Linked DNA regions of Homo sapiens: region 1 is linked to region 2. The links are chromatin loops, found by intact Hi-C in ENCODE. Cell type or tissue: Caco-2. All regions are shown on one strand. Each heading gives the region's core, and the rest is flanking DNA. Links, peaks and the distances in the headings are about the cores only. Region 1 has its middle 11 kb from the start of RFPL4B. Region 2 has its middle 270 kb from the start of RFPL4B.

Region 1 (12,676 bases), core at 1,468-9,467, 280 kb after region 2:
CTGTGGAATAAATGAGTAGTGCTCAGTTACCCCAAGTGTGCGCACCCTTCTTTCACTGATAGGTCCCAGACCCCAAGCAGGGGCCAGAGGGGGACAGTGTGAATCCAAGGGAATTTGAGGAGTTCAAGAATATGGACACACAGGTGACCATGCCACTTGAACTCTTTACTTTTGTGGTTTCTAGAGCCAAATATAAGTGTTTTCAGATTATGCATACATTCTCTCCTCTAGTTTAGGGCTTTCAGAATATTTTTGTGTGAATGAGGAAGTGTGAATCAAAATAAGCTTCCTTTCCACCCAGCTATCTGGCATTCAATGTGTTATCAAATGCACACTATGAATCTCTCAAAATGGCTGGAGCCCCACCCCTACTCCAGGATGCAAGATACATCGAGGCAAGCTGTCTACGGTCAGTCCCACCTGGGAGCATCAGCCCCTGGGGGTTGGGAGCTCTGGACACAAGCAGAGATCCAGCCTCATGGTAACTTCCTCCTCCAACTGATTGATCCTCGTTGGTGGTTGCCCATTAGTCTCCAGATAAGGACCCAAATCCCTAACAGGTATCCTGGCCTTGGCCCTGCTGCTCTCCAGCCTCATCTTCTGAAATCAAGACACAAAGCCTCCTTTCACTACTTTCTGGTGCCCCTCCTAATCCAGGACAGGTGGTTTCTCTCTGATTGGAACCATCCCCAGCCGGCCACCCAACTAACACCTAGTCATCTTTCAGATATATCTGGGGCATTAGTTCCTCAGAAGAGTATTCCCAGAGCCTCCAAACTAGATGAGAAACCCCTGTGATGTCCTCTCCTAGATCCCTCATCCTTCCTCCATGTAAGTTATCAGAATGTTAGTTACTATTTATTCATCACTTGAGTAATCTGTGGCTCCCTCACATTAATACATAACACCTATTGAGCATGTTATATGTGCCAGGTGTTTATTCAAGTACTTCATATGGTTTTTATTATTAAATCCTCTTAGCTCTATGAGGTAGGTGCTATTATCATCTTAATCTCTTGGATAATGAATTTAAGGGTTGCGCCACCCCCAAGCTGTGTGATCTTGATGTGTTACTAACACCTGTCTGGATTGCCTAGCTCTGGCCATCTTTCACATGAGATGGAAATAAACTTCTATCTTGTTTAAACCAGTGTATTTTATAATTTTTCTATTTTGTGCATTCAATCCAATCAAAGTTTAATTAAACCAGATGCTAACCTAATTCCTTTACCTTCATGGAACTATGAATCTATGCTATTTTGACAGTCATAGCAACTCATCAGACTTCATCCATGAACCTGGAAATCCAGAATCACAAATCCCATCTTCATTTTCTACTGTATCTTTTTTTTTTTTTTTTTTTTGACAGGGTCTCTCTCTCTGTTGCCCAGGCTGGAGTGCAGTGGTGCAATCTCAGCTCACTGCAGCCTCGATCACCCGGGCTCAAGAGATCCCCCACCTCAGCCTCCCAAGTAGCTGGGACCACAGTTGTGTGCCACCACACCCAGCTAGTTTTTACTTATTTTCTGTGGAGACAGAGTCTTACCCAGGCTGGTCTCAAACTCCTAGGCTCAAGCAATCCTCTCACCTCAGCTTCTCCAGGTACTGGGATTATAGGCATGAGCCACCATGCCTGGTTCATATCTTATATTTTACTGATAGTTTACATCCTAACTGAAGAGACAGATATGATTCATTAGAACTACCATACTATTATTATTAATTTTTTTTTTGAGACAGAGTCTCACTCTGTCACCCAGGCTGGAGTGCAGTGGCGCAATCTCGGCTCACTGCCACCACTGCCTCTCAGGTTCAAGTGATTCTCCTGCTTCAGCCTCCAAAATAGCTGGGACTACAGGCACGTGCCACCACACCCAGCTAATATCTGTATTTTTAGTAGAGACAGGGTTTCCCCATGTTGGCCGGGCTGGTCTCAAACTCCTGACGTCAAGTAATCTGCCTGCCTTGGCCTCCCAAAGTGCTGGGATTACAGCACGATGAGCCACTGTGCCTGATCTTTTGCTATACTTTTAAATGTCCTTGTCAGTACTTGGCTGTCTGACTAGCTCTTCAGCTTTTAAAAAATTCTATTAGTGGGTTCCCTAGCATGGTATTATTGCAAAACAAGAAAAGATAATAACTAATTAGCAGAGTCAGCACAGTCCTGTGAACTCAGTAGAGAGAGTCAAATCTTTCAATTATGCAGTGAAATCTTTCAATTAACTGTCATCTAAACACAACACATGATCTTAGTAGCATGTTGCCCATTGTCAGGACGTTAGGCAAAATAAACTAATCAAAATAAATATTCTTCTTCAGAAGTTACCAGGAAAGCCAGCAACACCCAAGAGCACATGAACATCTATTGAGCGTCTACTATCTTTGAGGTACTCCGTTAAGTACTAGGATCCCTTCCAGAAAAAAATCATGGAATGGCACAGCCGATGTCCTTTGTGTTATAGCATGATGAAGGGAGATAAGACCAGTACGTGAGAAGGGAAATAATGTTGTGAAGTAGACAAGACTGTCTATAGTATGTTGCAGTGGACTGCTGCTTACATATATACCTTTTTAATCACATCTACATATATATAAAAAAGGAGAATGTATTTTGACTTGTTTCAGACATTCTCTTTCCAGAACCTCCATACAAGTTACGTTTATTTCTTAAAATCATCAAAGACCGGCCGGGCGCGGTGGCTCACGCCTGTAATCCCAGCACTTTGGGAGGCCGAGGCGGGCGGATCACGAGGTCAGGAGATCGAGACCATCCTGGCTGACACGGTGAAACCCCGTCTCTACTAAAAATATAAAAAAAAATTAGCCGGGCGTGGTAACGGGCGCCTGTAGTCCCAGCTACTCGGGAGGCTGAGGCAGGAGAATGGCGTGCACCCGGGAGGCGGAGCTTGCAGTGAGCCGAGATCGCGCCACTGCACTCCAGCCTGGGCGACAGAGCGAGACTCCGTCTCAAAAAAAAAAAAAAAAAAAAAATCATCAAAGACCTTCCAAACCAGTGTTAATGAACCTATCCTACATGAATGGATTCAAGATAATTGCTATAGCTTTACTTTTCTAAACAAGCCTTCCTCCCACCCTAACACAATTCCAATTACCCATTACCATAACCGTCCTACGGGAAGTGACCAACAAGTATTATGCATTGATAATTTGCAATGAGTTTATTTCTTCATGTATTCTTACCACAAATAATACACTACTATACCCCTGTATCCCATGTCCCTACAATATTTGGGGTAATTTCCTAAGTTATAGATATAAAATAGATGAGCAAGCTAAGTATAGTTCCTGAACTTGCAGACTAGTGAGGGTTAGAGACAAGTAAACTAGCAAATGTAACATGTTCTGTAAATGTTATGGTAGGGAAAGCACATCGTGCTATAGAGCAGATGAAAGAGTGCTTTGCACAAGCTTGAAAGGATCAGGATAGGTATTAGGAGAAAATGGAATCAGCTGGGTACGGTGGCTCACGCCTGTAATTCCAGCACTTTGGGAGGCCGAGGCAGGTGGATTGCCTGAGGTCAGGAGTTTGAGACCAGCCTGGCTAACATGTTGAAACCCTGTCTCTACTAAAAATACAAAAATTAAGCAGGCATGGTGGCGCACGCCTGTAGTCCCAGCTACTCAGGAGGCTGAGGCAGAAGAATCGCTTGAACCTGGGAGACGGAGGTTGCAGTGAATCAAGATCAGGCCACTGCACTCAAGACAGAGCAAGACTCTGTCTCAGAAAACAAAAAAGAGAGAGAGAGAGAAAATGGAATCTAGGTGGACTAGGTGGAGGCCTAATGGCTGAGAAGAAGGAGTCAGAGCAAGGGAAGTAAGCCATAGAAGAGTTTTTTGGTTTTTTTAAGCAAGAAAAAACATGGTCAAATGAGCATTCAAGGGATATAATTCAGCTGCAGCATGGGAAATGGATTGCAAAGGAGCAAGGCTGAAGTCAAGGAGATCAGTCAGCAGGCTGTCACAGAGATCCAAGTAAAAGATGATGGTGGCCTGATAGAAGGAAACAGCAGAAGAAACTGGTGAAAAAAAAATTTCAATAGTTTCCCAATATATTTAGGAGCCAGAATCAACAGGACTTAGTCATTCTTTGGAGGAACAAAAAGAAATCAAGAATGAATATGAGATTTCTGGCCTAGACACAGATATGGATGCTGACATCAGTGGGATAAGCAGGAAGAACAATATGTGGGATAAACAAAGCGTGAAATGTTGGTCTTACGGAAGTGCCAGTGAGACATGTCAGTGTCTCTGTAGATGTGAGGGCCTACAGTTCTGAAGGTCAGGCAAGGGATCTAGGCTACCAACAACGACTTGGAAGTGATCAGCACGGAAGTGGAATGGCAACTGGGAACCAGAAAAGTGGTTGAGACGGCCCAGGAAAACTGTGCAGAGTGAGAAAGAAGGGCCTAGAGTCAGAGCCCTGAGAAACAGCAGCATTTAACGCAAGGGGAAAGGCAATCACCAAAAGCCTGTGTCTCAGACACTGAGGAAGGAGAACCCTGCAGTCAACAACCCAAGTTTGGAATTCCAAGACTTCTAGTCAAATGGTGGCAACTCTGAAAATGCCCAGTGGTTCAGCCTAACTGGGCCAGCCTTGGGTGCCAACAGAATGAGTCAGGCCAGGAAAAGCCAAAGCTGGGACTTCCAAGAGACCATGGAATTGGACAGAACTCTGAAATCTAAATGAACAAGAGGTCTGGAAAGATAAATACAATTGAGCACATTAGTCCAAGTAGGAAAGTCTACACAGGCCAAACACTGTAAAACAGAGATCAGAGCAAAGCCCCTAATCCTAAGACACAAATCCAGCCAGGAGGGAAGGCTTGAGAAAATGTGTGTGGGTGTGTGTCTATTGAAATGAATAAATCTCAAGGTAATTAAGTGCTGTACATGATTTGTATACGACATATCTCCTTTCCTCTGAGACCTCTTCCTCTCGGGAAATTCTCTTTTTAAAAATATCTGTTACTGGTGCTGAGTAAGGTCTCCTTTGCTAATGTTTAATAATAAGTATCATACTAGAAATGATTTATTTGCTTATAATAAGAAAGTAATTATATTAAGAAAGTAATTTTAATATTCAGCAAAATGACCCCAGTCGCCTGTACCTTCTATAATAAAAAAAAGTTTAAATATACTTTAAGTCTATTGAGGAATTACTACTAAATTTTGGGGAACATATAATGCAGAAATATAAAAATGATTTAAAATATCCAACACAGTCACCTAATTAAATATGGTCTTTGAGAGTATATGGGGGTACTCATATTAGTCCACCTACGATGCTGAAAAGTCAAACCACCAAGTCCTGGTGTATCCAACATGTGCTTATGAAATGTCCAGAGTGCTTATCTGTAGGTTATCCATAGTGATCTTGTTTTAATAAAATTAATAAAATATGAAGCACAAGGAGGTTCATATAAGTGACAAGTGAAGCATATCATATAAGTGAAAGATTATTTTATGCATTTAAGTAGAGTTTTGAAGTACAGACATTTTTCAGGCTTAAAGAAGCTTAACATTCTTTGGTGCCAAAGTAGCCCAAATAACTGCAGTTGACTGAATCAGCAAAACCAAGTTTATGCAGAAAAAGCATTTCCTAGGAAGACAACCTCTCTCTCTGACTAGGCTGGAAAAACAGCATCCGTGCCCAGAGATTCAACCTCCTCCCAGTCAGTTGCCCATCCAAGGCTGAGACGGTCGGGAATCTCACACTTCTGTGTTGCACACTGCCATCTACTGTGTCTCTGCAGCAAGTGGAGCCCCAGACTTTATTTATGATCCCAGGCCTTGATGGTGGGCAGGAAACCAATCCATGAGTATCACTTTCCTTCCTTTCACTTGTGGGAGGTTTTATGAATATCAGGAAAAGATGCAAATGAGAGATGTGCACGTATGCAGTTCGATTCATGGAGATCCATGGGACGATGGTTTTAGGAATGGTTGGGGGGTGCTAAAATTAGACAAGAAATTTCCTCACTGAGAAAAACCAGTTTATAAAATTTGTAATCAATTTTTTGACATCAGGGAGAACAGACAAAAAGACATCCTGGTTTTTTTACAATCAAACCCCAAAGCATACAACTGTAATTAAGATGTCTAAATTATGTATATGTGGAAGAAAAGAAAGCATTCATGCAGATGTTTCAATTATAAAAGAAATACTTGTATAACATTCTTCTAGTGTAACTAGGCATCAGTTTTTTTAAAGGTCAACAGCCTACATTTGGTCTATATGCTCCTATTTTTAATCCTTATACCTAACTTCCTGCCATTTCTCTGCAACAGTAAGACCAAAGAAAGCAGATTGTGCATAACACTGAACTGTCGCACACAGGCTTGTTAGCTGAGCTCTTTAGCAATTCTGATAGATCAGTGGGGAGGGAGAGATTTTGATAGGATTTCATTATGGATTTAATTCACCAAATCACCCATACTGCTAACTGAATACTGGGTGGGTTTCACTTTAATAGGTATTTATAAGCTGTGCCTAGTACATGGTTGGTACATAGTCCTAGTACCTAATTCTGGTGACCTCTTGTAAGGCCAAGTTTGCTAGGAGTTAGCCAGCTGCCGAAAAGCATTGTGCATTAACAGAGAGTTTAAAACACCCCAGTTCCAAACACATTTGTTCCTAATATGATAAACATGTTCTTGTAAAAATTACTCTAAGGAGAATAACAAGTTGAGATGATCCCTTGAGCAGGGAAGTGAGAATTCAGTCCCTGGAAAACAAAAGCATCTAAAAAGATGTAGGAGTTGTGGCAGCATAGTGGGGAGAAAGCAAGGGCATTGAAAGAAAAGGAAGAAGGAACTCCTGCTTTACTATTTGATTCTGGTTTGTTCTTACCCACTTGTTCCTCAATTTAAAAGCTAAGAAGGCTCCATTACAATTTTTTTAAGTTGACTATGTCAAGGGAAGAATAGTTTTGTTGTTGTTGTTTTTTAGCAGCCAGTTTTACTTAAAGACCTTTGCAAGAATAACTTGCTTTTCAGCCTTCACAGCTCTGCAGATCTTTCAGAGGCAGTCTGAATTCCTTTTCAAGGAAAGTTAACGGTTGCAAAGCCATGGCTGTCCCTTAGGTAAGGGAGAACACAGCAAAAATTCTGCATTTCAGCTGTTCTGATTCATTTCCCCTCCAGACTGATCTGACATTTTAGTACAATCCAGCTCCTGTAGAGTTAGAGGAGGCTTCAGACCTCTAACTGTGACCACCCACAGCTCTCATTACTCAAGGGACTAAACAAAATCACTGATTTTTCTCCTCTTCAAAGTGAGATGGGTTTGTAGAAGAGGAAAGTGTTTTGCTCTTTCTCATACTTCAAAATATTTATTTATCTCATTTTTCTAATTAGTTTCTAGGATGGGCAAGGCCAAGCAAACTGTGATTTGGGCTCTCATTTTAAACTTCCTCTGCTAGCATCATGCTTATACAAGTTCATCCAGAAATTCTCCAAGTCTTCTGTTTTTCCTTCCTTTCTGTATGTGCCTGCCCAAAGAACTCCCCACATCTCCCACCACCTTGGCCATTATCCCAGGCTAAGCCAATATTATCTCTAGCCTAACTGCCACAGCAGCCTCCTAAATGGTGGCTCTGTATCCACTCTGTACCCCTTTCAGCCTCAGACCCTTTACTCTGAGCCCCCTGGTTAAAACTCTTTAGTGGATCCCCATTGTCCCTGAGATAAAGACTGAAATCCTTACACAAGCCTACAAGGCCAGGTTTTGCTCAGTGTCTGGGTGTGTCTATCTCTTTGATCTGGGCTCCCACCACACTCCCCCTTTATTCGCCATACACAATCCTTCCTTCAGTTCTATGACATGCTACACCCTGCCCCACAGTACCTGAGCGTGTTCTGATAAAATACTCTCTTGTCCTGGAGGTCACCTCCCTCCCCTCATCATCTAGTTTATTTCTCCCTAGCCTTTAAACATTACTTCTCCTGAAAGCTTTCTCTGAGCATAAACCTAGATATCTTTCTTTGACAAACTGTCTTCTGGAACTTCACTCTTTCCCTTTGGGGTAATTATTTTGGTATATAATTACTAGTGTGTTTTTATTTTTATCAAATAATCAAATTGTTTAATGTGATCATTGGTTTACAATCTGTCTCCCTTAATAGACTATGAATTACATGAGGGGATAAACAGTTTCTACTCACCGTTATATCCTGAGCACCCAGCCAGGGTCAGCTTCGTGGATGTGTGAGCTACACAGTTACATAGAAGAGCTTAGAAGGGCTGTATGCCTTGTTTAATGCTCTGCTGTCGCCGTCTTAAAATTCTTAATTTTGGAACAAGGAACTCCATATTTTAATTTAGAACTGAGACCTGCAAATTATGTAGTCTATCTTGCAACTAGAATAGGGCTTGACATACTGAAGGTACTCAATAAATATATCTTCAATGAATGATTATCTACAGAATAACTAATACACAGATGACTATGCAGCCAATTTTGCACATGAAATTCACAAATTTGTATCTTTGTGAATTTCATGTGCAAAAGGAAGGCCCTTCAAAATATACCTGTCTCTTACTAACTTACACCTGAAATCCTCATAACACAGTTAAAACATTTTATTAACAATTAGACGGAGGCTAAAACTTCTGATCTCCCTAAGAGAAATAACAAAACAAGTTCACTGAGGTATATAGCTCTGTTATTGTGATTTTCATTAAGACAAGACTTGTGGAGGAAAGAGGAAAAGAATGGTGGCCCAGTCCTATACTGAACATTATCAAAAGGCTGAAAGTGCTGAAGTCAGACCTCATCTACTTTCTGGTGTTACATGGAACCTACTCTATCACTTGTCAAGCATGTACTACCACTAGATTCCTTGATTAGGTCAACGTCAGACATGAATTTTATTAACTCATATAGTGAAATTTGGTTTCCAGGAGGCTTTTCCTAGATGCGTGATCCAAGACAAGTTATTTAACCTCTGAAACTTAGTTTTCTCATCTGTGAATTAGGGAAAATAGAGCCTAATTTATAGTACTGTGAGGATTAGAGATAATATTTGTAAAGCACTTATCATTCTGGCATGTAGTCACAACTCAAATCATCACAATGATAATACTAAAAAGAGGCAGAAGTCACCAGTGGGGTTTATATGTATACCACCATTTGCTTAACATTTACTCAAGAAAAAGTATTTTTCCTTGCTTCATTTACCATTTACTGATTGTACTGAGTAACAAAATTTAGAAGTTATTTAATAGAATTAACCTCTTGATATTTATTTGAAGCTGGCTTTATATTATACAAATAATGTTACTATTAATCCAAGTGGTTTGAAAGTGAGTTAACCCTTTCCCATCCTGTGGAAGTAATCAGACGGACTCAAAGATCTTTATATATATGTGTGTATATATATATGTGTGTGTGTGTATGTGTGTGTGTGTGTATGTGTATATATGTGTATATATATGTGTGTGTGTATATATATATTATATATATATATATTTAGGGTTTCTTTGTTTTTTTGTTTGTTTGTTTGTTTGTTTGAGACAGAAACTCACTCTGTCGCCCAGGCTGGAGTGCAGTGGCACAATCTCAGCTCACTGAAACCTCTGCCTCCTGGGTTCAAGTGATTATCCTGCCTCAGCTTCCTGAGTAACTGGGATTACAGGCACACGCCACCACACCTGGCTAATATTTGTATTTTTGGTAGAGATAGGGTTTCACCATGTTGGTCAGGCTGGCCTCGAACTCCTGACCTAGTGATCCACCCGCCTCAGCCTCCCAAAGTGCTGGGATTACAGGCGTGAGCCACCACTCCTAGCCAAAGCTCTTTATACTTTAAAAATATTTCAAGGATTACTTTTTATCACTGGAAGTAGTGTGTCCATTAAACCTAGACTTTATTTCTACTTACTAATGAGTGACTGTGTTACAATCTTCTCACTAACCTGCAGAGATGAGCAAGGAGCTCTGTTGTCCCAGAATTGAATTATTGACCTAGGATACAGTTGGTCCCAGAGGGAATTGGTGATAAAATGATAAAACTGGGCCAGAGATTGAGCAAGTAGTGAGTGGAGGTACAGAAGCTAATTTCTAAGATCATGGTAGTAGAGATGAAGATATGCTCTTGTATTTTTTCAGTTTGTTACAAAAGAAAAAATAGCAGATATATACATGAGAGAATCTAATTCCTTGTCATTTTTCTCACCATGGTGATTTCATCCCTGGGTTCATAAAGCAATATCGGTAAGAGATTGAAACCAAAGGTCTCCAAACCCTGAAGCTTGTATCAGTCTAATTATGGAAGTATTTAGAGATGTCAGCTTTTGGGATAACCATTCATCATCCTGCCAGCCACCCATTCTGTGCTACAATAATTTTCAAGGCCTTCCTATATACCAAAAACACTGATGGGTGCTAAAGGTATAAAATGAATGTCACTGACTTTGACTCAAGAAATTCACTCTAGACTGGTAACCCAACTAACCCTAATAGAGTAGGTAGTTGCCTGACTCCGGATGTTGGGGGATGAGGAAGATGGACACTTGAATCATGAGGAAAGAGCCTCTAATTGTGCTGGAGTCATGGGTAAGGAATCCTTTGTTTACAACTCCCATGTGGAATATTCCATACACTACATAAGAGTAATTAGCACATGTGTCTTCTATTTCCTGCTGGGTCACATTCTCCTTACAAACCAGGAGGCCACATTCTACTCCTCCATGTCTCGCCTGCATTGCCCCGCACAATGCCCAGCATAGCATCACTAAAATTTCCATTGGAATGACTTCAATTACAGAATGCTTTTGAGAAAAAAAAAAATGAAACTTCAAGTACAAGTGGAACGAAAGAGTAAGCAATGGACAGAGAGGTTAGTCTTTCAAAGATATCAAAGAATTAGGGCCGAATTTTTAGGTTACTGATCTTGCCAAGGAACTGCTGAAGATGAGCCTTTTGCACCCATGTGCTGACTGCCAGATGTTCAAAAATGGTGACCCAACAAAAGAATAAAATGGTCAAATTTGCAATGAGGATTCTTTTTTAAAAAAAAGTAAATTTCCTTCAAACTACTTTTGATATTGTTAAAAGAGGCTCCAAAGACTTACTTTAAAATCATGTTCAAAAACTCCCATATATGAGCAGGTCCAATACCCTGGGCAATCTGACCTATTAAAACACAAAGATTCTCCACTGGCTCATATAACCATGGAACTTTTTTTTCAAATTTATGAATCAAGGCTTTAGTGTGAATAGACAGTGAGGGAATTTTTTCTGAATAGCCTCCCTATAATCATGGTTCATGACATTTTATAATGCAATTATTGTGGGACGTATCATAACATAATTGAGATTCTAGAAATGGGGATGGGAGGGAATAGAAGGGACACAGTTACTCAAGAAAATGCAAATGCCATTTTACTTGCAAATTAAATGTAAAATCTAATGAAGTGGGTGTAGAAATTGATTGAAAAATTAATTGAGAGAAACAAATTTGGAATATGTCTGTAAGGAACATCTGTAAGTAATTCTGCTCTGACACACCTCTTCAGAGAATCAAGTGCTTCCTGTTAGCTAAAACTTGAATGGAAGCCAGGCTAACGATAGATCTTTAGAACGTGTCAAAATAGTCCAATTTATACCCTGAAGCCAATTGGCGAACTCATAGACTTGCCTGGACTTGAACAAGCAACAGGGAATTTTCCAGTGCGAGCTCCAAATCAATATTTAGCCCAGAATTTGTTTGTTTGTTTAACATTTGCCTCCTTTTCTTTCTGTCATTCTCTGTCTCTCATTGATGATAACTTTTAAAAATAAGCTGGACATGTCAAGACATTTTGTCTTTAAATACTTCAGCATGTAGCACCTAAGAAAAAAGGCATTCTCCTTTATAATCACACTATCACAATTAAGAATTAAGCTCCAAGTTTCTACATTCTATTTGCTTGTCATGTCCCTTAAATCTCATTTACTTTAGAACAGCCAGCACAAGCACCACTTTTTTTTTTTTTAAGGTTTCCGGGACACTGACATTGTGATGAGTCCATGTCACTTGACATGTAGAATCCCCTCCCCCCACACCACCACCAATCTGTTTTTGTCTGACTGTGGGTCAGACTTTTGAGAAGTCGATCACACTGGTGTTTTACTATTCATCTGTATCTTTGAATGAGAGATAATTGTTTTTAAAAAAATTAAATGAGTTGGCCTTGTTAGATATTAAAAGTGTCAAAGAGAGGAAGAGGTAAGGAACTGTTGATTTGTTTTAGTGCCAGATTCTTCAGATTAGATTCAGATGGTATATTCATGAGGTGTGTGTGAATCTTGAAATTTCTGAGCATGTTTTTCAATGATTCATCTAGCCTTTGGAGATTTACTCAAAAACTCCCTTTTCTTCCTCCACTGAGAGATTTTTGAACTTGAGAATTTAGAAAGTGATTGTTCATTATCCAAATCCTTTTAGGAGAAAAAAAAAAGAGTGGGTGGCACTCTAAAGGAAGAATTTTAGTTGCTGGGATAAGAGACAAAATTTATGACTTTCCCACTGATTCCTCAGCCAATATTGCCCCTCCCCAGTACCCACTTCTCCAGAGATTAAAACATGCTTGAATTGGAGTAGGCATTTCCTTCCTTCTATTCAGTGCCAGTTCTCAGAGGAAAACATTCATTTTGCTCTTTGATTCCTGTAG
Region 2 (12,676 bases), core at 3,012-11,011:
GCCCTTTATCCATAGGAAAATGATGTAGAATGATCACTACTGAGGCATATCTTAGTTTAGTTACTAGTTACTGAATGTCATAATAATGAAAGAATCTTTTTGCCAAAAAGCCAAAAGATGATGTTATACATGCACCTGTAAAAAAAATGCCTGGCTAATGTCTGATTTCCCAATAAAACAGTCAACTTTGATAAAAGTGGAGCAATTTTTTACAAAGCCATCAAAAGAAAATAAAACCCAAGAATTTTATGCTCTAATTGTTGTTTAAGAATAAAAGAAAAGAAAATACATTTTAAAAAGCAAGAACTCATAGGCTATGGATCCCATGAGCCTTCTTGAAGAAAGTACTAGAAAACACTTCAATCAACCAAAAAATGTTTGATAATCAATTGTAAAAGGAGTGATATCAAATACTGAAACTAATTCTGTGACTAAGACAAAACAAATATGTTGATTACGATACTAGAAGAGAATGTAAATAGTAGAAATCCTGACAAGGTAGAAATGAGACAGCTGAAGAAAGTCGGGAAGGGGAAGGACAGAAAGATAGGAGGTAATAAGTAATTTTTTAGATCAAGGTGAGGATCAATCGAGATTATTTTAAATGACCAAGAAACAATAGAAGTATATTTATAAAAGAAAAGATAAATATTAAATATACAAATTAATAAAAATTCACTGTCAAAGGGAAAGGAGGGAAAGAAGAAGGACATAAAAATATATCAACTTCATCATTCTTTGACAGGTAACAATAGGAAACCAATACATTTATGAATAAAAAGTAAAACTTAAAACAATAATCATTAGCCAGGTGCGGTGGCTGACGCCTGTAATCCCAGCACTTTGGGAGGCCGAGGTGAGTGGATCACTTGAGAACAGGACTTCGAGAACAGCCTGGCCAACATGGTGAAATTCTGTCTCTACTAAAAATACAAAAATTAGTTGGGCGTGATGGCGCATGTCTGTAGTCCCAGCTATTCAGGAGACTGAGACAGGAGAATTGCTTGAACACGGGAGGCAGAGGTTACAGTGAGCTGAGATCACACCACTGCACTCCAGCCTAGGCGACAGAGTGAGACTCTGTCTCACTAAATAAATAAATAAATAAATAAATAATCACTAGACAAAGACAAATTTCAAAATTACTTTTTAAAACCCCTACATACACACATGCTAGGAAAACAGAAAGTATGACATAGGCTGTGATAACAGAACTATATAAAACCAAGCTTCTTTTTTATATAAAAATTTAAATAGACTAAACACAGATGTCAAAAGAAAAAAAAATACTTAACTATATGTTTTACACAAGGAAGTCGTCAGAGCCATGTTACTTGGAAAGATGATATGTCAGTATGGAGCAGAAGAATGAAATTATTTGAAAAGATTGAAAATTTAAAAATTGAAAAGACATATTAGACAAACACAAATAGAAATCAGAGATTGCAATTTCAGTATTAGATGAGATTGGATTCAGAGTGAAAGGTATTAAATGAGATGGAGAAGATACAATTCCGGTTTCAAACCAAATGAATATCTAACAGTATGAATATATCTATATCAGGTAGGACTGCACTGCATTAGTACACATGAAGGAAAAAAGTGTATAGCAGGGGGACAGCACAAGGAGAAATAGAAATCTGTTAAGAGCAGGAAACTTTAATTCACTTCTCTTAGTCAATGATAGTTCAAGTGAACACAAAATTAGAAAATAGAATACACAAATAGAGTGATGATTTTTAAGGTAGGTCTACTTGATATACATCAAAGTCAGTAGAATGAAAACAAAGTTAACAACTTTTTTCTAAGAACACATGGAATATTCACAAACAATATTTATATTAGGTTTAAAAAGGCAATAAATTTACTGTGTGTGTGTTGTGTGTATTAGCTTTCCTAATCACAATGCAATAAAAATAGAACTTAAAACAAATTTTTAAAAACAGCAAAAATAACTACTATTGCAAAACTATACTATTACCCTCCTATCCACCCAGAAGTCTTCTCTTAAACAATTCTGCTGTCCAAGAGAAAATGGAAACCAAAATAACAGAATATATTTTACAGTTAAAACAAAGGTCCAAAGAAAATCCATAGCCTTAACTCTTTATATTAATAAAAATTTTTAAAGTTAAAGAAACATCTATATAAGGTGGTTAGAACATGAACAATCAGACAAACTTAAAAAAGAAGACTTTTTTTTAAAGTTTGTTTTTGAGATGGAGTTTCGCTCTTGTTACCCAGGCTGGAGTGCAATGGCACGATCTCGGCTCACTGCAACCTCTGCCTCCAGGGGTTCAGCAATTCTCCTGCCTCAGCCTCTGGAGTACCTGGGATTACAAGCACCCACCACCACGCCTGGCTAATTTTTGGTTTTGTTTTGTTTTTTTTCTATTTTGTTTTTGGTAGAGATGGGGTTTCACCATGTTGGTCAAGTTTGTCTTGAACTCCTGACCTCAGGTGATCCACCCACCTCAGCCTCCCAAAGTTCTGGATTACAGGCGTGAGCCACTGTGCCTGGCCAAAAGAAGACATTTTTAAAGCAGAAAGTAATTAATTTGAAACATTAAAATGTAGAATTAATTGTAAAAAGCAAACAATGTTGATTTAAAGTATAACAAAACTATAAAGGAGACTTAACCAAATGAAGATAAAAGGGAAAAATACCCAATTTGTTGTATAAAAATGATTTTAAAAAAGAAATATCCACAATGAAGGAATTAATCAAATCATAAGTGTCCACTTTGATTAATTCTATGTAAAAAAAAGATGAACATCTGATGAAATGTCTTCTAGCAAATATAAATTACTTGAAATAACCTCCTAAGAGTTAGGAAATATAAATATAATAATTAATTTGGAAGGAATACACACGGTTATCATAAGCGACACTTCCCCAAAAGACACTAAAATAGGGTTGTGTCCCTAAACTTTTAAGTTCAGATAATTTCATTGTTACTGAAAGTGGTCCAAGAACATGGCAAATAAAGGAACATTTTTGAATTCTTTTATTAAACTAGTATATTATTGATTGTAAAACTCATCAAAGGGACACCAAAAATGAAAACTAGCAGTTCTTAAATGTAGTCAGCAAACCTCTTGGTCTCCCTCTGACACGTTCAGGGAGTCTGTATGGGCAAATTATTCATAATAATATAATGAAATTATTTGCCCTTTTGACTGCGTTAACATCTGCACTGCTGGTTCAAAAGTAATAGCAGAAGCAGCACAGTGCCTTAGCTTGAATCAAGGCAGAGGCAGCTAACTGTACTCTCCATTGCTCTACACTGGTGTTTAAAAATAAGCCAGTTTTGCTTCAGAATGCCCTTGATGAAGCAATAATGATTGTTAATTTTATTAAATGTAGACTTCTGGGCATGGTCTTTTTAATATTCTGTGTGAGGCAATGGGAAGTATGAAGAACACATAAAGCACTCCTGCCACAATCAAAGCATAGGGCTGTTTAGAGGAAAAGCACTTGTGTGATCTTTGGAATTGAGAACTGAACTAGCTGCTTTTTCTCATGGAAATTGCTTAATACCTGTGAAGGCATGAAATGCTATTCAGCCTCACTTTGAGTTACTCCAATAGAATGTGAATGAAGGACAGAAAACTAAGAAAAGGAACTCTACAATTACACATACTTATTGAATTCATTAGCTAGATGCATGTTTTCATGTAGTTGCTTTGCAGGATATAAGAACATTTTAGTAACTTTCTAGATACATTATATGTCTTAAATTTTGTGGATGAAATGTATTTATATATTTAGGGACAGAAGAAAGTTATTTTAATAAATATTAACAATTTCAGAAACTTTATCCTGTGATGGATAAAATCATGTCCACTCTGCCAGAGAAGCTGGCCTCTGTATTTTCTCCACATTATATTAATGTTCAAATTGTGCTCAGATATTAGATATGTTTAGCTTTCAATATAAACATTGGCTGGTCATTTCATAATAAAATTAAGAATTAACATGTTCACATATCTGTCAATAGTTTTCCTTCACCATGTTGCCATCAATCCAAGCACATGAAGCTCTTCCTGAACTTCCTGGTTATAGAAGCGTATGCTGCTTTGAGAGTAGACAGAGAGCACGGACAAACCACCCCCACAGGGGGCTGCCCATGGGGAGACTGAAAATGGGTGTTGGTGCTCTGTTAAGGTTTTGCTTTGTGTCTTTGTAGTCTTGAACCTCCAGGTCATAAAGCGAATGATCCTCCCTGTTATATGGATTCTCAGTCTTTATGGTTCTAAGTTTTCAGATATATGAAAATAGCTCAATAAGTGATTTGACTCTCATTTACAATAATTCTAAGTCCATCACTTTATAAATGGAAACTTGAGATACTGGAGGCATCAGGGACTTCCCCAAGCTTACCCAGTAAGGCACAGCCCAAGCAGAAACCAGAATTTACATATTTAGAGCAAATAATTATAAAAACCACATACCACCCCTTTATCCACCATCTTGGGAAAGCAAGTATTCCTATCCTTACAATATTCAACTTTTGAGGAAAAAATTACATATGTATGCACTATATCTATACTATATATAGTATACAAATATATTTTTTTAACTGGGGAAGGCCCCAATTTAAAAGCTTGAAGTGCTTATCAATCTTATGAAAAGAACAACTCTGTTTACTCATATGCAAATACTATATGATAGCAAGTTCGGCCAGAGGCCTGTATGTGATGACTCATCATAACTTCAGAACAAACCCCCTCCCTAAGTCTCTAAGGAAACCTACTCCGTGGTTTTACATAAGCTGAAATCCATTTTCATGCTCCAGTTTCTCTCATGTCTTTGAAATAACAGAAGGAAAAGAACCCAGTATATATAAGTAGTTTGAGAGCTGAGAAAGATAGCATATGGCAGTGGAAATGTAAGTGTTGCTTTGATTTTGGAAAGAGAAGTGAGAAGGAGTATTCTTGAGTCAGAGCTCAATTCCACCTGAATGAGATGATTTATTTTTATGCCACAGAATGAACTTTGTGTGGGTACAGATTTATGGCAAATATACAAACACCTGCACAGATCTCATTAGAGGTTTAGAGAAACACCATTTTCCCATGACAGAAATGATTACAGATGCAATCATAATAGTATTTTTATTTAATGCAAGTGGGATTTTTTCACTCCTAAAAGCACAAAGCATTTATTAAAATGAATTAACTTATTTCCAATAAACTTTACAGCATAAAAAGATAGATAAATGACAAGTTAGCTCAAAATGACAGGTTTAAAATATAATGGAATAGAGCTCTAAGTTTATCATTTTGATTTAAAACAATCAAATAAAATAAAGAGAATCAGTGCCTTCTAGTACCTCTTTAGAAGTTTTCTATTCTGCCATCTAATTTTTGTAAAATGTTATAAAGTGAAATTTAAAAGCCACTCTCTGAGGCTGCTCCAGCACTCCCCAATAAGCTGTCCAGATTCTTGATTAAAAACATTCTTTCCATCCTGGCTTTCAAGAGAAAGAGATACCATCATCAACACCTGTGTGTTTTACAAAATCTCTTGTTCAGTCTTGACCCATTTTAGTGTTTTAAAATTGTGCATATGAACTTTTACTATCACATGAATAACCTACACCTGAATGGGCTGGAAAAATCACTAGTTTACTTTTATTGCTACCCTAAAGGAGATCTGTCTGCTTACTGCAACCCATAGAAGGAGCACTCAACTCCAGCAGATAAAATTATTATGCCAATATTGTGCACTAGGGTCCAGCAAATGTGTCTGTGCCTGAAAGCGTGACATTAATACTATTTTTACCCATGGTGTCATGGTATACGAAAGTATAAGAATCCATCGTAACTTGATCATGAGAATAATCTGCAGATCATCAGGCCTTACCTATCTGTGGATATGAATTAAGTCACCTTAACATTAATAGTCAGCATTCAGTAAAGGACCTGTTCTTGTTTCTGCCTACAAAGAATCTCAGCTATCTCCCCTACAAAGTTACCCCAATTCATCAAGTATTTCCAAGAAACACTAAGGAGGATTCTGATGTGCTTCCTTAAAGTTAGGCTTTGCTCCATAGCCACCACATGGCATCTACAATATCTGCTTTGCTTTCTCATTGATATCTACTGCCTATAAAGCCATGGGGAAAAATTCACCATTGCTACTACTGACTGTGGCCCTCAGAACAATGCAGAGCCCTTTCCAAAGATGCTTCCAATGGCACAGTCTTCAAGATCCACAGCAGTGTGCTTTCTATCTGTTTTGTTCTCCACCCTGCATTCAGCATTGACCACAACGCTTGACAGAGAGCAGACATTCAATACTCAATGAATAAAACCGATTTTCAAAATTAGATGCTTTTTCTAAATCACCAAAATTCTTAAATGAAGTTATTTTGTCCTTCTCCACAAGTTATGTGACACACTGGGAATTTATTTTCCATTAGAGTAAGAAAGACCATAGTTCACTAACGCTGGGTAAATGCAGTGATGCACTAAATCATTTTTAACAAAGCACCAACATGATCATTTGGTGGGGTATGCTCACTGCATTCCCTCATGCTCTATTGCACAAATATACGTATGTTCCTAAGCTTCCCTATGTGACCTTGGAATCTTTCACCTCCTTGGGTCATTTGCCCTTTTACCAACTTTCACATTTGATTAGCTAATTTGTAGCTTTCCTACAAGTTTATTTATCCTAGATTTTACATTCTCAAGGAAGTTTTTGTGACCTTTTATGCCCTTCCATTGTGCTCCCGTAACACTATTTGGCAATATCTTAACACTCGCCACATGGTGGCCCCACCAGTCTCCTGTCCTGTATCCTCCTCCAGACTCTAGACAGCAGAGTATGTTCTTTGAAGGCAGTGAATGCTTTCTAATTCACCATTGTATCCCCAGCATTTCAAATGAAGCTTGGCAGCTCCTTAGTGTTCCGTGAATATTGAGAATGACCTCTAATAAATCATATAGATATAGTAAATACTTCTTAGATATTTTAAACATCTATAAGACACTTAACAAAGTCGAAGATGATTAATTTAATTAGTCATAAGTAACCATATTGTTTGGGCCCTGTTCAATTAGAAAGCTGCTTGCTATTACCTCTGGCTGGTCAATATGAAGTGAATTACACTCTTGAACCAGTTTGTTAATACCTATTTAACTGCTATTTTAGCTCATTTTACATCCCAGCTATTTTTTCTTGTGTCCAATATAATTCATCTGAAGAGGCTTCATTCTACTCAATCACTATTGCTTTCATGTCATTCATTCTTTAAACATTTATTTATTGATTAGATATTATGTGACACCAGATACTCAAAGTACTAGTAATACAACACTCAACTCCAAGACAGTCAAAGTCTTTACTTTCTTGGTAGTTACATTCACGTTGATGAAGGTAGACAGTAAGCAAATAGCCAATATATCAAGAATACAATAAGAATATGAAAGTGCCAAGGTGAAAATATATTAAGGTGCTATGCCAGTGAAACACCAAGGGACTGCAGTTTAGTTAATCAAAAAGTTTTCACCGAAGTTTGAGTTGAGACCTGAATGGCAAGAAGGAGTCAAGAATGAGAAGGAAGCTCTGGGGAAACAGCTTTCCAGCTGAGGAAATAACTAATGCAAACACCCTAAGTTAGGATCCCGCTTGGCATGTTCATAGAAAAAGAATGTCTTTCTTTCCTCAATTCTCAAAATTTTAAGGTGTGGTATGCTTGTCTCTTTCATTTAAATATCTGTGGATGACGCTCGCCTGCCTGCCCGCTCCCTTGCTAGCTCGCGCTTTCGCTCACCCTCTCCTCAAGGATCCAGGGGGCTCTGACCAAAGCCTGCGGCAAGGAAGGGAGACAGAGGCGGCGGCTCAGGAGAAATGAGGCTGCAGTGGTGGTGGTAGGAAGATGTAGGGTGAGGACGAGCAGCAGAAGCAAACTATCGCTGAAGACCTGGTTGTGACCAAGTATAAGATGGGGGGCGACATTGCCCACCGGGTACTTAGGTCCTTGGTGGAAGCATCTAGCTCAGGTGTATTGGTACTGAGCCTGTGTGAGAAAAGTGATGCCGTGATTATGGAAGAAACAGGGAAAATCTTCAAGAAAGAAAAGGAAATGAAGAAAGGCATTGCTTTTCCCACCAGTATTTCAGTAAATAACTGTGTATGTCACTTCTCCCCTTTGGAGAGTGGCCAGGATTATATTCTCAAGGAAGGTGACTTGGTAAAAATTGACCTTGGGGTCTATGTGGATGGCTTCATCGCTAATGTAGCTCATACTTTTGTGGTTGATGTGGCTCAGGGGACCCAAGTAACAGGGAGGAAAGCAGATGTTATTAAGGCAGCTCACCTTTGTGCTGAAGCTGCCCTACGCCTGGTCAAACCTGGAAATCAGAACACACAAGTGACAGAAGCCTGGAACAAAGTTGCCCAGTAATTTAACTACAAGCCAATAGAAGGTATGCTGTCACACCAGTTGAAGCAGCATGTCATCGATGGAGAAAAAACCGTTATCCAGAATCCCACAGACCAGCAGAAGAAGGACCACGAAAAAGATGAATTTGAGGTATATGAAGTATACGCTGTGGATGTTCTCATCAGCTCAGGAGAGGGCAAGGCCAAGGATGCAGGACAGAGAACCCCTATTTACAAATGAGACACTCCTGAAGAGTATGGACTGAAAATGAAAACTTCACGTGCCTTCTTCAGTGGATGGAAAGGCGTTTTGATGTCATGCTGTTTACTTTAAGAGCATTTGAAGATGAGAAGAAGGCTCGGATAGGTGTGGTGGAGTGTGCCAAACATGAACTGCTGCAACCATTTAATGTTCTCCATGAGAAGGAGAGTGAATTTTTTGCCCAGTTTAAATTTACAGTTCTGCTCATGCCCAGTGGCCCCATGCGGATAACCAGTAGTCCCCTCAAGCCTGACCTCTACAAGTCTGAGATGGAGGTCCAGGATGCAGAGCTAAAGGCCCTGCTCGAGTTCTGCAAGTCGAAAAACCCAGAAAAAAAAAAGAAGGCCTCCAAGACTGCAGAAAATGCCACCAGTGGGGAAATATTAGAAGAAAATGAAGCTGGGGACTGAGGTGGGTCCCATCTCCCCAGCTTGCTGCTCCTGCCTCATCCCCTTCCCACTACACCCCAGACTCTGTGAAGTGCAGTTCTTCTTCTCCACCTAGGACATCCAGCAGAGTGGGGGTCTCCCTGCCTCCACCCCAGTTACCCAACCCACTCCTTTCCAACAACAACCGGCTCCAACTGACTCTGGTCTTGGGAGGCGAGGCTTCCTGGGCACGGAAGACTACTTTAGATGAAAAAAAGAAATTGAATAATAAAATCAGGGGTCAAAATTCATAGTCTTCAAGCCCCTCTTTCTAGCCTTTTCTACTACTCTCTGCTTGGTCAAGGTTTGTGACCCTACTACAGAACCAGGCTAAATTGGCCACCACCACTGAAAACTCAGCCAAATTTTTTTATACCATTCTGATGTTAGCATTTTTTCATCCGTTTGGGGCTTTTTCCTTTTTTCCATTCTCCCCAAGTATTTTATCTGGCTTCAAAATTAGGATTATTTTTCAGATTGTTTTTATTCAGTGTGGCCAATTCCTCATCTGATTCAGGCTGTCCAGCCAGGCCCCTCCCATTTTAGGAGCTGGAGCCTTCATTTATGAAGCGATTCTTATCTATGAAATGGATCTGAATTAGTCAATCTTTTTTCTTCCATTTTCACAAAGCTGTAAAGAAATAATCCATCTCAACCTCACCCTTTTCTCTGGAGTCAGTGGGGTCTTCCCTGCTCCATTCTACAGAAAACTGAGCTGGAAGCTCAACTGGTTTTGTTCACTGTTTGAAATATTGTGATCTCCTTCCCTTGAAAGAAAAACCAAGAACCAGAGGAGTAGACTGTCTGAAGATACAACTCCTAGCTTTCTGAAGCTATGGACTTGGATTAAATTTCTAGGGGTTTGTAGGGAAAGGTGACAAATTTCAGTACATCTGGCATGCTGTCCCAGGAAACTAGGGCTCCTACTAATTTATGAGGTTTTTAAGCACATTGAAAATGACATGACATTAAAATAAATTTGAATTTTCTCATAAAAATAAAAATAATAAATAAATAAATATCTGTGGATAATAATAGAAATAAAATAGAAATGGCCTTATTTATAAAATGAAATTTTACATGCTTTTATTTAATTTTTTTAAAAAAAGTTTCTGGCCGGGCACAGTGCCTCACACCTGTAATCCCAGCACTTTGGGAGGCCGAAGCGAGTGGATTGCGAGGTCAGGAGATCGAGAACAGCCTGGCTGGCGTGGTGAAACCCCGTCTCTGCTAAAAATACAAAAATTAGCTGGGAGTGTTGGTGTGTGCCTGTAATCCCAGCTACTTGGGAGGTTGAGGCAGGAGAATCGCTTGAAACAGGGAGTTGGAGTTTGCAGTGAGCCGAGATCGCGCCACTGCACTCCAGCCTGGCGACAGAGTGAGACCCCATCTCAAAAAAAAACACACACACACACACACACACACAAAAATGAGTTTCTTAGGAGAGATCGTCACAAAGGCTGAGGAACTAGACAAGTGGCCTCAAACCTTTTTTTTGCTGATACATAATGATCATATACCTTCCTGAGGTACATGCAATATTTTAACACATGCATACAATGTGTAGTGATCAAATTAGGGTAATTGGGATATACAATGCCTCATATGTTTGCCCTTGCTTTGTGTTGGGAAAATTCCAAATCTTTCTTTCAGCTATTTTGAAATGTACAATAAGTTATTGTAACAGTAGTTTCCCTCCTGGGCTATCGAACACTGGAACTCAACTCTTGATCTGTGTATTGCACTTGGGGATTTTATAATTAAAGCCCCATTGCTATGACACAGACAGCACCCAAGGGCTTGCTGATCACCTTTAAAACTCCAGTCCAAATTTAGGCAAAATTCCTTCCTGTGCTTTCCTTTCGTATAGTTGAGATAGGCCAGCATAACTAGAAGTGCTCCCAGAAGGTTGGTATTGCCACTAGACACCAAGCTGGCCTCTGAAACAGGCTGCCTTGGTCCAGATTGTTTTCTTCTTTGTTCCAAATCTGAGCTAAAGCTATCTCTTTCCTTGTCACCAACAAATTCAAAACATCCTTCCTTCAAAAAGTACCCACGTTTCCTGATTTGAAATTACCAGCAACATTAATGTAATTTAAGAGACAGACTTGATTCAGAGCTAATGGGCAGGACTGTGCTAAATGACACAGTAACTTGGTTCCACCCACTCTATCATGGCCATCGGATGTGACCTTCCCCACTCAAAAGCTTATTATAAAAGAGTTACTTTCTCAGCTTTCTCTGTTGATGGAGTATAAGTAGCCAAACACATTCAAGTTATCAAAATGCATATGAGTTCATCTTTTAGCCAATTAATTTACTTGTAAAGCTTTGGCCTATTAAATAATTTGTCCGAAATGATAAAAAGGAATATAAGGGTGAGGATGAACTGTATTTCCAAAAGGATATTCAAAACCATTACCTTCACTAGGGATAATTTTCCCAAACTAATTGAAATTTGAATAGAATTCGAGCTGAGCAAACAGGAACAAAGAAAAGTGGCAAATAATACGATTAAAAAATGGACAAAGTGCCTGTATAGATATTTATCAAAAGAAGAAATGGGAATGGCCAAGAAGTATATGAAACAGTGTTCAACATCACCAATTATTGGGGAAATTAAAATTAAAACCACAATGAAATATCAACTCACATCTATTATCTAAAATATGAAAGATAAGTGTTTTGGTGAGGGTGTGGAGAAAAGGGAAGCCTGGTGCACTGTTGGTGGTAATGTAAATTAGTACAGCCATTATGGAAAACAATATTGGGGTTCCTCAAAAATCTTAGAATAACCATAAGATCCAGCAGTCTCACTACTGGGTATATATCCAAAGGAAATTAAATCAGTATCTCAAAGAAATATATGCATTTCCGTGTTTATTGCAGCATTTTTCACAAAGGCCAAGATATGGAATCAACCTGAGTGTCCACAGACAGATGAATGGATAAAAGGAGGAAATCCTGCCATTTGCAACAACATTGATAAAACTGGAGGACATTATGCTGAATGAAATAAGCCAGGCCCAGAAAGGCAAATCTTGCATGATCTCATTTGCATGTGGAATTTTGAAACGTCAGAGTCATCAAAACAGAGTAGAATGGTGATTGCTAGAGGCTAGGGATTGGGAGAAATGGGGAGATGTTGGTCAAAGTGTAAAAAGTGTCAGTTATGCAGAATAAGTATGTTCAGGAGATCTGATGTACAGCATGGTAACTATAGTTAATAATACTGTATTTTATTTACTTGAGATTTGCTGAGAGAGTAGATCTTGTGTTCTCACAACAACAAAAAAAGTGGTAACTATGTGAAGTGAAGAATATGTTAATTAGCTTGATTGTCATAATCACTTTACAGTGTATGTGTTTATCAAAATATCATATTTAATACAGTACATACATTCATTTCTGTCAATTATGCCTTAATAAATCTGGAAAATTTTAAAAAACAGAGGCAGAAAGGTAGAGGCCTCTAATTTTAAAAACATAATATTAATTGAAGATGAAAACAGGTGTAAAGGAGGCAATGAATTCAAAAGCAGAGAGAACTCGGGAGTGAAAGCAGGGTAATACAAAAGTCAACTTCCTTCT

What was found. A loop is a pair of places that touch in the nucleus more often than their neighbours do. Peaks named below come from ENCODE experiments on the same cell type or tissue, not always from the same donor. Only the 100,000 strongest peaks of a DNase experiment are listed, where the experiment ranks them.
Region 1: a loop joins it to region 2, with 14 times the contacts of the local background. A loop is called at or near these places in 2 of 110 quality-filtered maps.

What each region holds. Positions count from the first base shown.
Region 1 is chr6:112,330,438-112,343,113 of GRCh38, reverse strand. No RefSeq gene overlaps it. Among named protein-coding and RNA genes, the nearest start is that of RFPL4B, 11 kb to the left of the region's middle. In Caco-2, for the core only: a CTCF peak has its summit at 5,773 (motif pointing left); a DNase peak (open chromatin) is centred at 5,733.
Region 2 is chr6:112,613,094-112,625,769 of GRCh38, reverse strand. It overlaps the pseudogene PA2G4P5. Among named protein-coding and RNA genes, the nearest start is that of RFPL4B, 270 kb to the right of the region's middle. In Caco-2, for the core only: no CTCF peak of the experiment used is centred there; no DNase peak of the experiment used is centred there.